Linked DNA regions of Homo sapiens: region 1 is linked to region 2. A link is a loop called in an ENCODE intact Hi-C map of the cell type or tissue named here. Cell type or tissue: A673. All regions are shown on one strand. Links, peaks and the distances in the headings refer to the core of each region. The heading gives the core; the rest is flanking DNA.

Evidence for each region. Hi-C counts contacts between places; a loop is a spot of excess contacts. Peaks named below come from ENCODE experiments on the same cell type or tissue, not always from the same donor. Only the 100,000 strongest peaks of a DNase experiment are listed, where the experiment ranks them.
Region 1: it touches region 2 in a loop (4-fold over the local background); 9 of 110 quality-filtered maps call a loop at or near these places.

Annotation. Positions count from the first base shown.
Region 1 is chr3:1,080,119-1,085,516 of GRCh38, reverse strand. No RefSeq gene overlaps it. Among named protein-coding and RNA genes, the nearest start is that of CNTN6, 10 kb to the left of the region's middle. In A673, for the core only: CTCF peaks have their summits at 3,106 and 3,309 (motif pointing left); no DNase peak of the experiment used is centred there.
Region 2 is chr3:1,985,531-1,990,928 of GRCh38, reverse strand. No RefSeq gene overlaps it. Among named protein-coding and RNA genes, the nearest start is that of CNTN4, 110 kb to the left of the region's middle. In A673, for the core only: a CTCF peak has its summit at 2,745 (motif pointing right); no DNase peak of the experiment used is centred there.

The sequences.
Region 1 (5,398 bases), core at 227-5,226, 910 kb after region 2:
AAATCTTACTATGCATCAAGAGTGTAGTCTCTTAAATAACTTTTCTGTCTCCTCCATTTTTGTTTGTTTGTAATTTATGAAGTGTAAAAATTGTTGTGTTGTGTTTCTTTGATGTTTAGACATAGAAAACATGAGAGTCATTAGTTCCCATTAAATAGAATTTACCTATTGGCCTACTAGCATCATTACCAGAAATACGTCATAGGCTTTTCTTTCACAGGAAATATACTGATATTTCTTTTATAATCATATGGTAGATTGATTTATTAGTCTCAATTCCTCACCTTTCCCTGCACATACACTCTTGCCATTGCCTGATCATAGATGGAGTATACTTCTCTGCCCCTTGATTTGGGGCTTAAACATGTGACTTGCTTTGACCAATAACATGTGACTAGAAGTCACAACGTGCTGGCTATAAGCCTAGGCTTTAATTGTCGTTTGTGTTTCTTCTTACCTTCTTGTTACCTCTGCTATTACCATAGAAAAACTCACTTTGGCTAAACTGCAATCCATGGAGGATGAAAAGTACTTGGAACAGAGCTATTCCTGTTGATCCAAAGATCTCAGTAAACATCAGAGCTGCCCAACTAAGCACAGCCTAGATGACCTTACCCTCATCCATCTTGTATACATGGGAGAGAAATCAATTCTTCTTGTCTTAAGCCACTGAATTTTGAAATGATTTTCTATGGAACCATAACTAGTCGATACAATATTATCACTTATTGAAACCAAGCTGACTTAGTCTGGGTTCTCCCAAGAGCGGAGCTTCAGTCAAAGAGTTTTTGCCTTTTGTCACGTTAGCCACTCATTTCAAAACGTGATCTCAGAAAACAGTAATCACAGTGTGAGTTAAAAATGGAGCAAGGAAAAGCCAATAAAAGGATGTATTGAGTTTTTCAACACCATATAGGAATACGTGTTCAATAGTATAGAGACATCTTTAAAGTGTATCAAATGCCTCTCAGGGCTTTCCACCTGAATTAAGCATGGAAGAAGCATCTATCTATTGGCTCCGATACCTTAGTAACAAGGTGACCATATACCCCATTATGTAAAACAGGACAATAACCAGAGTGAAAGGAGAAAGTATTAATAATAGTAACTGAAAAAACTGGTATAGCTGAAATCAATCCTGAGCCAGTGAGACTGTGTGGCCACCCCACATATTGGTCAAAGTTTGTCCTGTGGGATATTAACTCTTCTACACATCTAGAGTACATACCTATATGAGTAAGAGTCAGCTTTGTGTGAGTACTCAGTATCAGAGAAACTGCTGGATGGGAAATGAGAATTGTGAGAAATGGATCACTGTCAGGTAATATTTATGTTAGGCTGAATGAAGCATTAGCTTGAATGTTTGGTCAGGATGAGAATATTTGAAATGATGCAGAAAAACAAGGCATAGAATATAGTTCCTCCTTTGAACCACTCAGATCTACTCATGACCTTCTTTAAGTCCAATCAGTAACAAAGTCAGATTCTGAATTGTGTCAGCCAAATTCCCTGCAATGACTTAAGGGTAACAGACTTAGAGAAAAAAATTCACAAGCTTACTGAACTTGTCTTAAGCCGTAATTCATATCCATCATTTCATTTCTTTACTTCCAAATCTAGACTTTCTTCATGCTTCACTACTAATTTTACTTTTCCAGGTTGCTTATCTATTTGAGTAATCCAGACATTTTTCCTTGAAGAGATGATAATATTGCATACTTTGCCCTAGTGAAACTATATTGCTGTATTTGCCCTTTCACAATTATTACTGTACAGTAAATCTTAGGAGATACTCCACTGAATTGCCAGCACTGCAAACATACTTCTTCCAGATGCCACTGTGTAGCAGCAAATAGGCTTCTTATGGCATTATGGGTTAATTATATCTACTCATATATTAACTTTTTTCTTTTTCTTTGGGTCTATTGGAATAAGATAGTTAAAGAGAAGAGGTAGGACTCATGGGGATGGGAGGCCAAAATTCTGCAAATGGAAAGACTAATGTTACCATTACCTGTCATTTCCTGGATCCATGTCTTCCACCCACTATGCACAGAACCATATATATTAAATGCAGGCTTAGAGCATATTTCATATTCTAGAGGACTGAGCATTAACTCTGCAGGGTATGTTCCTGGAACTCTCAACTTAGTTGAATCTTGAACAGTTTATTCCATCATTATTTTTGACTGGCTGCCTCTGAGTGACAGGGTACATGATAAAACCGTTGAAAATTCCATTGTCATTCATCCATCGTCATTCATCCTTTGCTACAAAATGGGTCCCTTGATCTTAGTTTTTTATATATATGTATATATATGATATATATGACATATATATCATACACACATATATGACATATATATCGTATACACACATATATGACACATATGACATATATACATATATGACACATATGACATATATACACATATATGACATATACATATACGACACATATACATATATGACATATATACATATATGACACATATACATATGACATATATACATATACGACACATATACATATATATGACATATATACATATACGACACATATACACATATGACATATATACATATATGACATATGTACACATATATGACACTTATACATATATATGACACATATACACACATATATGACACATATACACATATATGACACATATACACATATATGACACACACATACACATATATGACATATATACGTATACATGACATATATACGTACACATGACATATATACGTATACATGACATATATACGTATACATGACATATATACATATACATGACATATATACATATATGACATATATACATATATACACACACACACACACCACACACACACATATATCTCACCATAATGATAGATTAGGCATTCTGTTCTCAGATGGTGTTGCTGGCAGAGAAAAAAAATAATCTATACCCTGAGTAGTTTTCAGTACTGATAAGAATAAATCACTGTTCCCTTTAGAGTGGATAATGTCTATTATAATCATCAAGAGTGTGGCTGGACTCCTTGAGGAATGATGTCATATTAAGTAGTCATGATTGGTCTCTGTTGCCAGTGGACTAGGCAATCAGCAGTGGCAGTACGTCATCTTCTCTGCTTTGAGGGAGCCCATGCTGTTGAATCCATGCTTCACTACTATTCCTGAGGCCATGGACACTCAATTCATGGGCTCATTGCACTAGCACTCCTGTGGCCAAAGAAAGAAAACTGACATTCACCAAACAGGTTGTTCTCTACTGGTCAACAGCTAGGTGGTTGACCGCCTCTTTGCAGTGGGTGCCCTCTGGTGGACACTAACATGAGACACAAAGAAATGAGCAAATCATCATCAAGATTTGTTCCTTGTTTTTAACTTCCATTCTTGTCCTTACCAGACTCTTTACTAACCAGACAAACCATTCACCACTGGTCAAGAGTTGATGTGTATTTGTAACTCTGGTCACTTTACCATGCCTAAAAAGAGAACAACGAATGCACAGCTCACAGCTCCACCTTCCAGAAAGATTTCTATTTGCCACTTTGTTTAGAACCACCTCTGAGATGAAAAACAATGAGACATCAGCCCACTTTTGGCTCACAGAAACATTTCACACCAAGTGAATTGTTACATAGGCTTGAGGTATTTTCTTCCCTCTTCAGTTGGTCAGTATTTATAGGTACAATAGATATTGGCTCAAAAATCCAAAAGCCCACCAAGTAATAGGACTTGCCCTTAATAATAAGAATTATAAGATGAAATAAGGTGTTTTTCTTAATCTTAGAAGGGATGTCTTAGGATGCCATAGATATTTGGAAATCCAAAGGTATTTTTAATATAACAGTTCCAGGGCTTTTGTGGATTTATGTCCCACCATATGGCATGTTTATCTTAATAGGACATCTAAATTACTTGTCTTTCTTGCTGACCAGGTCAATTAGGATAATCTTCAGTATAGTGCAACAGAGTAATATTCTGAATAATTCAAAGATAATCAAGGTGCCCTGGACTATAATATGAAAACAAGGTAGGAGAATGTAAACAGCCCTGTAACAAGACGCTGAAAATGTACTACTGTCATTCACATGAAGAGACAATCTGCTTTTGTTCTCTTCTTCTGATGTGAGTTGCAAAAAACACAATCATTAGACCAATAGTTACATTCTAAGTTTCAAAGGCTGTGTTGACATGTTCTAGCAAAGAGAACACAGGTAGCATAGCAGATACATTTGGGGCTACACCCTTAATGGTATATGTAGTTCACCAACTGCCCAACCCACTTGGTGTTGTTATTGTTTTTGTTGTTGCAGCTCAATCAAACAGAGATACAATGGAGTACTAACATTACAATTTTTAAATCTTTTCTGGTGGTGCTAATTTGCACATTTCCTCAGGGGATGTGTTATTTCTTCAGATTTCATATTTTTGCCTGGGGGTAGGGAAAGGAAAGGATATTTAGGAATCTTTCAGTTGGCTTTTCTATCATAGCAACTCTTACTCTGTATGGTAGGAAGCCAATTTGAAGGTTTTGCTGGCTGACAATTAGGCATATCTATCCAATTTTATATTAAGGAATTGGGGAAATAACCAAATAATTGGTCCATATATACAGTGCACACACAGACTTGGGTCAGCCTTTTTTTTTTTTCAATCTGGATTCCAAAGTCCACATTAACTAGTGGACTATCATAGCTTGACAGGCGTCAGTTCAGACTTATATCCGACAATTCTCAAAAATTCTCCAAATTCTGGATATTCCTCCTTCCAGAGTACAAGTATGGTGGTAAATGGCCACAGTTCTCTCTAAGGAAGAATCAGAGGCATTTTTACTATGTACAATTGTAGTGTCATTACAGGCTCTTCCTGGTCCACCTCGAATCAGGTAGCCAAGTAGCCCTGGGTTAGAAGTGACATATGGAAATTTACAACTCAAAAACACCGTGGATTTTTCATTGTGATCTTTGATATCAGCCTTCTGCTCCTTAGCTCTCTTTTAAACTTTTGTTTTTAATATCACAAGTCCAGTAACCCCTTAGTAGACTGGCAATGTTTTACATCCAAAGGAATATCATAATCTATTAGTCGCCACTGATTCCTACAGTAAAGGCATTTTGCTGTCACTCAGGCCTTACTGCCAATTATGCTTATGGTCTTTGGGTCTTAGCCTTGGTTTTCTTCAAAGCAGAACCAGAGATAGTGGCTTCCATGTGGGTGGTTAAATCCAGAATATGAACTCAAGAAGCGTGAGGGATGGCGGAGACAAGAAAGAAGAGTCAATACAAGGATGTGTCATTGTCTATTCTATTGCTATGATGACTTGTTGCTCTGTCCCATTGCACCACTTGAAACTTAAGTAAGTCTCAGAAGCATCTTTCCCCCAGCTTCTGACTCCCT
Region 2 (5,398 bases), core at 144-5,143:
CAGAACACTCTCATTAAAAACAAATACTCCCATATTTAACAAAGGTTAATCTCACAGGTAAAAACATCCAAAGAGTGATGTATTTTTTTTTATCAATAGTACCCATTTTTTTCCAGCTGAACAATCATCAGATGACAGTTGCAGGGTCATGTATTATTCTATACACAGAATAATAAATACAACTTTGATGGTTTGACTTATTAAATTATTTGTAGTCATATCTATACTTTTAACTCTACCAATGTAAACAGAATTTACATAGAAGTAATATTATTAAGCCAGAAAATCATCCAGTCCACTCAGAAACAGAACAGAGTCTCGCATTGAAATAAGGGACGATAATTTCTTTCTTTAATGAATACAACGAGCTGGAATTATGGCTAGCTCCACAGCAACATGAGCATACAAGTCCTGAAGGTATTTCAACACCAGTTCACACGTAATGGATCAAGAACCCTGGGGCAGATTCAGAAAACTTCAATAGAAGACCGAGTTCTGCCATGTAGGCAACTCAAACAGTTACTTAGTTTCCTCTTAGAAATTAGCAACTTTATAATCTTTTGACTGTCCTCATTAGATGACTATGAAAAGCAAGTCAGATTATCCAGATTAAAGGACTTTACAAATTGTAAGATAGATAAAAGATATTCTTACGTTGTATATCCAAGTAAGAATAGGACACTGTTGACTTTTTCTGTAAGGTCAGTGAAATCCTAGCTCTCTGTCCATTTAAATGTTCCATCTACTCCTTGCATGATATCATGTTTATAACAGTCTTCTCAAGGCAGGGATAGTTTAATCATCTGGTCACAGTGGGGTAACAAAAACTCTCGAGATCAGCATTTATGCATGACCCTTAGGGCATTGTTCATAGTGTAGAACACTGATATGTCTAGATCCTTATACCATGTTCATACAAGGGTGAGAATATCTCTACAATGTTCCAGACAATCCACTTAAGTTGAATTCTACCAGTTTAACCAACGAAAGGCCACCACTGACACCCTTAATGCTAATTAATATGGTGAGGGGATGTAAAATACTGCTTATAGCTGTCTACCTCTGGTGTGTAACTTTTGACTGGATGAGGCCTTTTAAATATTAGCTAAACACCTGGTGACTATATTTCTCATTTGGATAACTACCTCTAGGTTCAGAAGAAAACACACACACACACACACACACACACACACACACACACACACACACGCACAGCCTGTGCTGAAGTATGTTAAAGTAAGTTATAGGCAACAAAGAATAAATCAATTAGAAGGTTCAGTGATTCACATAGTGTAACCTAAAATCTAATAAATATCTTAATTGCTGTCACATTTATCTCTTGGTCTTGTTTTATGGAAAGCACATGGATTGTTGGCAGACAGCAGTTATTTACGTTGAAGCCTAGAACTTCTATTTTGAAATTATCTGCCTATCTCTGAATATGATTTTGTATGAAATAATAAAGTAATTCTTATAACTTATCAAATGAATTTGCCCCTGAAATCTCATCAGTTTAACAGGCTAGAATATTGTATAGTATAATTTAATTTAAAACAAAGCAAAAGGAAAAAACCCTATAAGCTAAGCGCACATGAAATTCAAGCAAAAAATATTATTTAGGTCATCCAGTTTGACTTCAGTGTTTGAAAAGAAGAAGCACTCCTGTGCAAGAAGTTTTTGGGAAACTAATACTTTAGTTTCCTATTAAATCATGTTAATTTTTGACCACATAAAATAAACATGTTAAATGATGAATAGTTTCTCCAACTTGATTGATAACATATCTGCAAAGTTTTTATGCAAAAGTTATTCCCTTTAATATTAATAACTTTTTATGTAATGTAGAGAAAAGATTTTAAAATTTTATTCTATTTCCAAAACTGAATTATACTTGAATTTGACTTTCAGTTGTCCAGCTATTTAGCTCTGTGCTCGTAAGAATTTCTTCAGGGTTATTTTTCATAACTTTTAATAATAATAAATGTTAGTGGCAACTTATATTTATTGAGCATTTACTTATGGTACTTGCATATTGCTTTATCATCTCATTTTTCTCAAAATAATTCTATGATCTTACCATCTATATTTCACCACTTAGCACACCAAGGTACAAATAACCATTTAAGGCCACATAGCTAGTAAAGGGCAAATATTTGATATTAACCCATGCAATAGTTCCATAATCTGTGATCTTGAAAGATATTTTAACCTATCTTTGATATATATTGAAGCAGATTTTTAGGCAAGGCATTTTTTGTGCTAAATCCTACAAATTAATTCAATTAATGATTTGAAAGATTTGAGAGGCTGAATTGGTTAAATTTGAATAGAAAATTAAAAAAAAAACCAACCTGGTTGGAGAGACTAGGTCATTTTGCAATTTTGAATAAAATAACAATGATTTCATATTTCTAAGGTGCTTTCTCTCAGCTTGCTTCTACAGATTCAGAAGAACTTGATCACAGTTTTTGTCTTTCATATAGTCTTAGATTCAATAGATGGGGCATCCCAATATCCCTGTGTAATTATAACTCATAAATACTCTAAAATGATTTGAAGACATGGACAAATTAGAGTCCTTTAGTTTTGAAAGGTCTAGATCCAACTGACAATTTCTTCTGGGCGTTTTGTTCTTCCTGCCTTATGGATAGATTTACACCTTTTTTTTTTTTTCAAGGTGCTAAGAAGGTTAAGTCAGGGCGGCCACGCTGTGTCCACTGTGCTGGAGTAAGCACTGGGCTTCCTCAGCAGGTGGCACTCTTTCCTTCTATCTACAAATCTTAAAACAAAGCCCTAACATAACATTGGGGAATTGGTGCCATTTTCCAGGAAAAATGTGAAATAGATGCCAGGGCCAACTGTTTGTTATTCAGAGTATTGATTTTTCCTTTTCTTTTGAAAAAAGCATTGTTAAATTCTAAAAACTACCACATTGACCAAATTGTCAGTAAAATCTGGCCGAAGTTCTGACTCTCTACTTCTAGTTTATACCATCATAGAGGATGTGTGACATGTTCTGCCTCCAGATAGCTATTGCAGTTATTAAATACTTAATGACACACATTAAAAGTGTGTGGGTAGAAAAACTTAATCTCAGTAACATCAGATTCTCAAATGAGAACTGGCCTACGTTCTTTCTGGTTCTTACTATTTTATGCACCAATAAATAATTATCTTTTACTTTTGGGTTACACAGTACTAGTATTTTTATTTATCTATCTATCTATTTATTTATTTTTTATTTATTTGAGACGGAGTCTGGCTCTGTCGCCCAGGCTGGAGGGCGGTGGCGCCATCTTGGCTCACTGCAAGCTCCGCCCCCCGGGTTCCCGCCATTCTCCCGCCTCAGCCTCCCGAGTAGCTGGGACTGCAGGCGCCGCCACCACGCCCGGCTAATTTTTTGTATTTTTAGTAGAGACGGGGTTTCACCGTGTTAGCCAGGATAGTCTTCATCTCCTGAGCTCGTGATCCGCCCGCCTCGGCCTCCCGAAGTGCTGGGATGACAGGCGGGAGCCACCGCGCCCGGCCGGTACTAGTATCGTGGATAACAGCAATCACTAGTAAGTAATCACCATCTTGCTCTGCATGGCCAAGGCTTTTCGTGTTTCTTACATAACATCTATGTTTTATGACATCTTGCTTGTCAGCGGACTTGAAATGCTACTTATGTCTGGTCCTTTGATGAGAAGCATCAGCATCACCTGGGAACTCGTTAGAAGGGCACATTTGGGTCCCCACCTAAGACCTTCTCAATTTCTGGGGCTGAAACTCAGGGATCTGTATTTACAAGATGTCCAAGTGATTCTCAAACATACCAGAGTTTGAGAAACGCTACAATGAAGGATTTTAATGAAGCCAATAAGCATTCATTGGTAAAACACGCCAGAGTAGAAATGAACTTCTTCTTTACTTTCTCTCATTTTCATTTAAAGATAAAAACTAACCTGAAGACCTTATGATGTCTCAGCTACCCACTTTGTGAGTGAATAAACGTATGAACCACTTCTCTTTTACTCCAAGTCCTAAGTAGGTCTATGACTTTGGCACGTGTAAAACCAGGGATTTTATTTATTTTTTTATTTTTATGTTTTGGAGATGGAGTCTCGCTGTCGCCCAGGCTGGAGTGCGGTGCTGTGATCTCTGCTCACCGCAAGCTCCGCCTCCCGGGTTCCCGCCATTCTCCTGCCTCAGCCTCCCGAGTAGCTGGGACTACAGGCGCCCGCCACCACGCCCGGCTAATTTTTGTATTTTTAGTAGAGACGGGGTTTCACCGTGTTAGCCAGGATGGTCTCGATCTCCTGACCTCGTGATCCGCCCGCCTCAGCCTCCCGAAGTGCTGGGATTACAGGCGTGAGCCACCGCGCCCGGCCAGATTTTATGTTTTAAATATGAAGCTTTTTCTTCTTGTAAAATACTCTGCCTAAATCTCTTAGGATATACATATAGTATAAATTTAGAATATATAAATAATCTTAACGGTGCAAATAAAGATGACTGAAACAATTGTTACTTCTCATTTCTATGGAGAAAATTAAACTGCTACATTTATTTGCCATATCTCACCTAACCAAAAATGTCTATCAAAATTTAGTTTTACCATAAAAGTGCATTTGTAACTGTAAAAAAACTTTACTTGATTCTCAGTCTTTCAAACTAGAATTCATTTATTAATAGAAATAATACATGGACAGGTGCTGTTTCAATGTGTGGGATCAAACTGAATCTCCAACACCATTCCATGGAGAACCTAATGAGATCCAGGGTATGTTTTTCGATATTATAGGGAAAGCAAATTATGCTTAGTCCCTGACCTAAAGTATAGTCACTTCTGGTAGTTTGGTATACAGGGCTTTCGAACTTTTTCAGTCATTTCCACCTTAGAACAGAAGATCTTTCGTGCTTTCTAGTGAAAAATAGGCCTATGGGCAGTGGAGTATTGAAGAAGAACAAATTGTTGTACATTTGTTGCTATAAATATATAGGAATCTTTTTTATATCTTGATGAGAAAAGCAAGTGTGCTTACATGCATGTTTTATATATAAATTAGGCCTAAAAATTATACATAGCCCAATATTTTCATTATGCTCACTTTGACAGTATATTGGAAGATATTAGAACAGTACACATTCACAGGATATACGATCAGTGTCTCCATCCCAAAAAAATTTGGAAAAGGAGATGGCATTACGTGTACACTTGTTCCAGAAACTGAGTATGAATAATTTAGAGGTGTGAGTAATTAAAGTCCTGTTAATAGAAATACATAACACAACTTTTTGTGAGATTAATTAATTTTAAAGTCATAAAAATCTAAATAGGTAGTGATGTATTTATAATGATATATAATGAATAATTTAAAGTAGCAGAAAAAACATTTACTTAAGACAACATTAATAA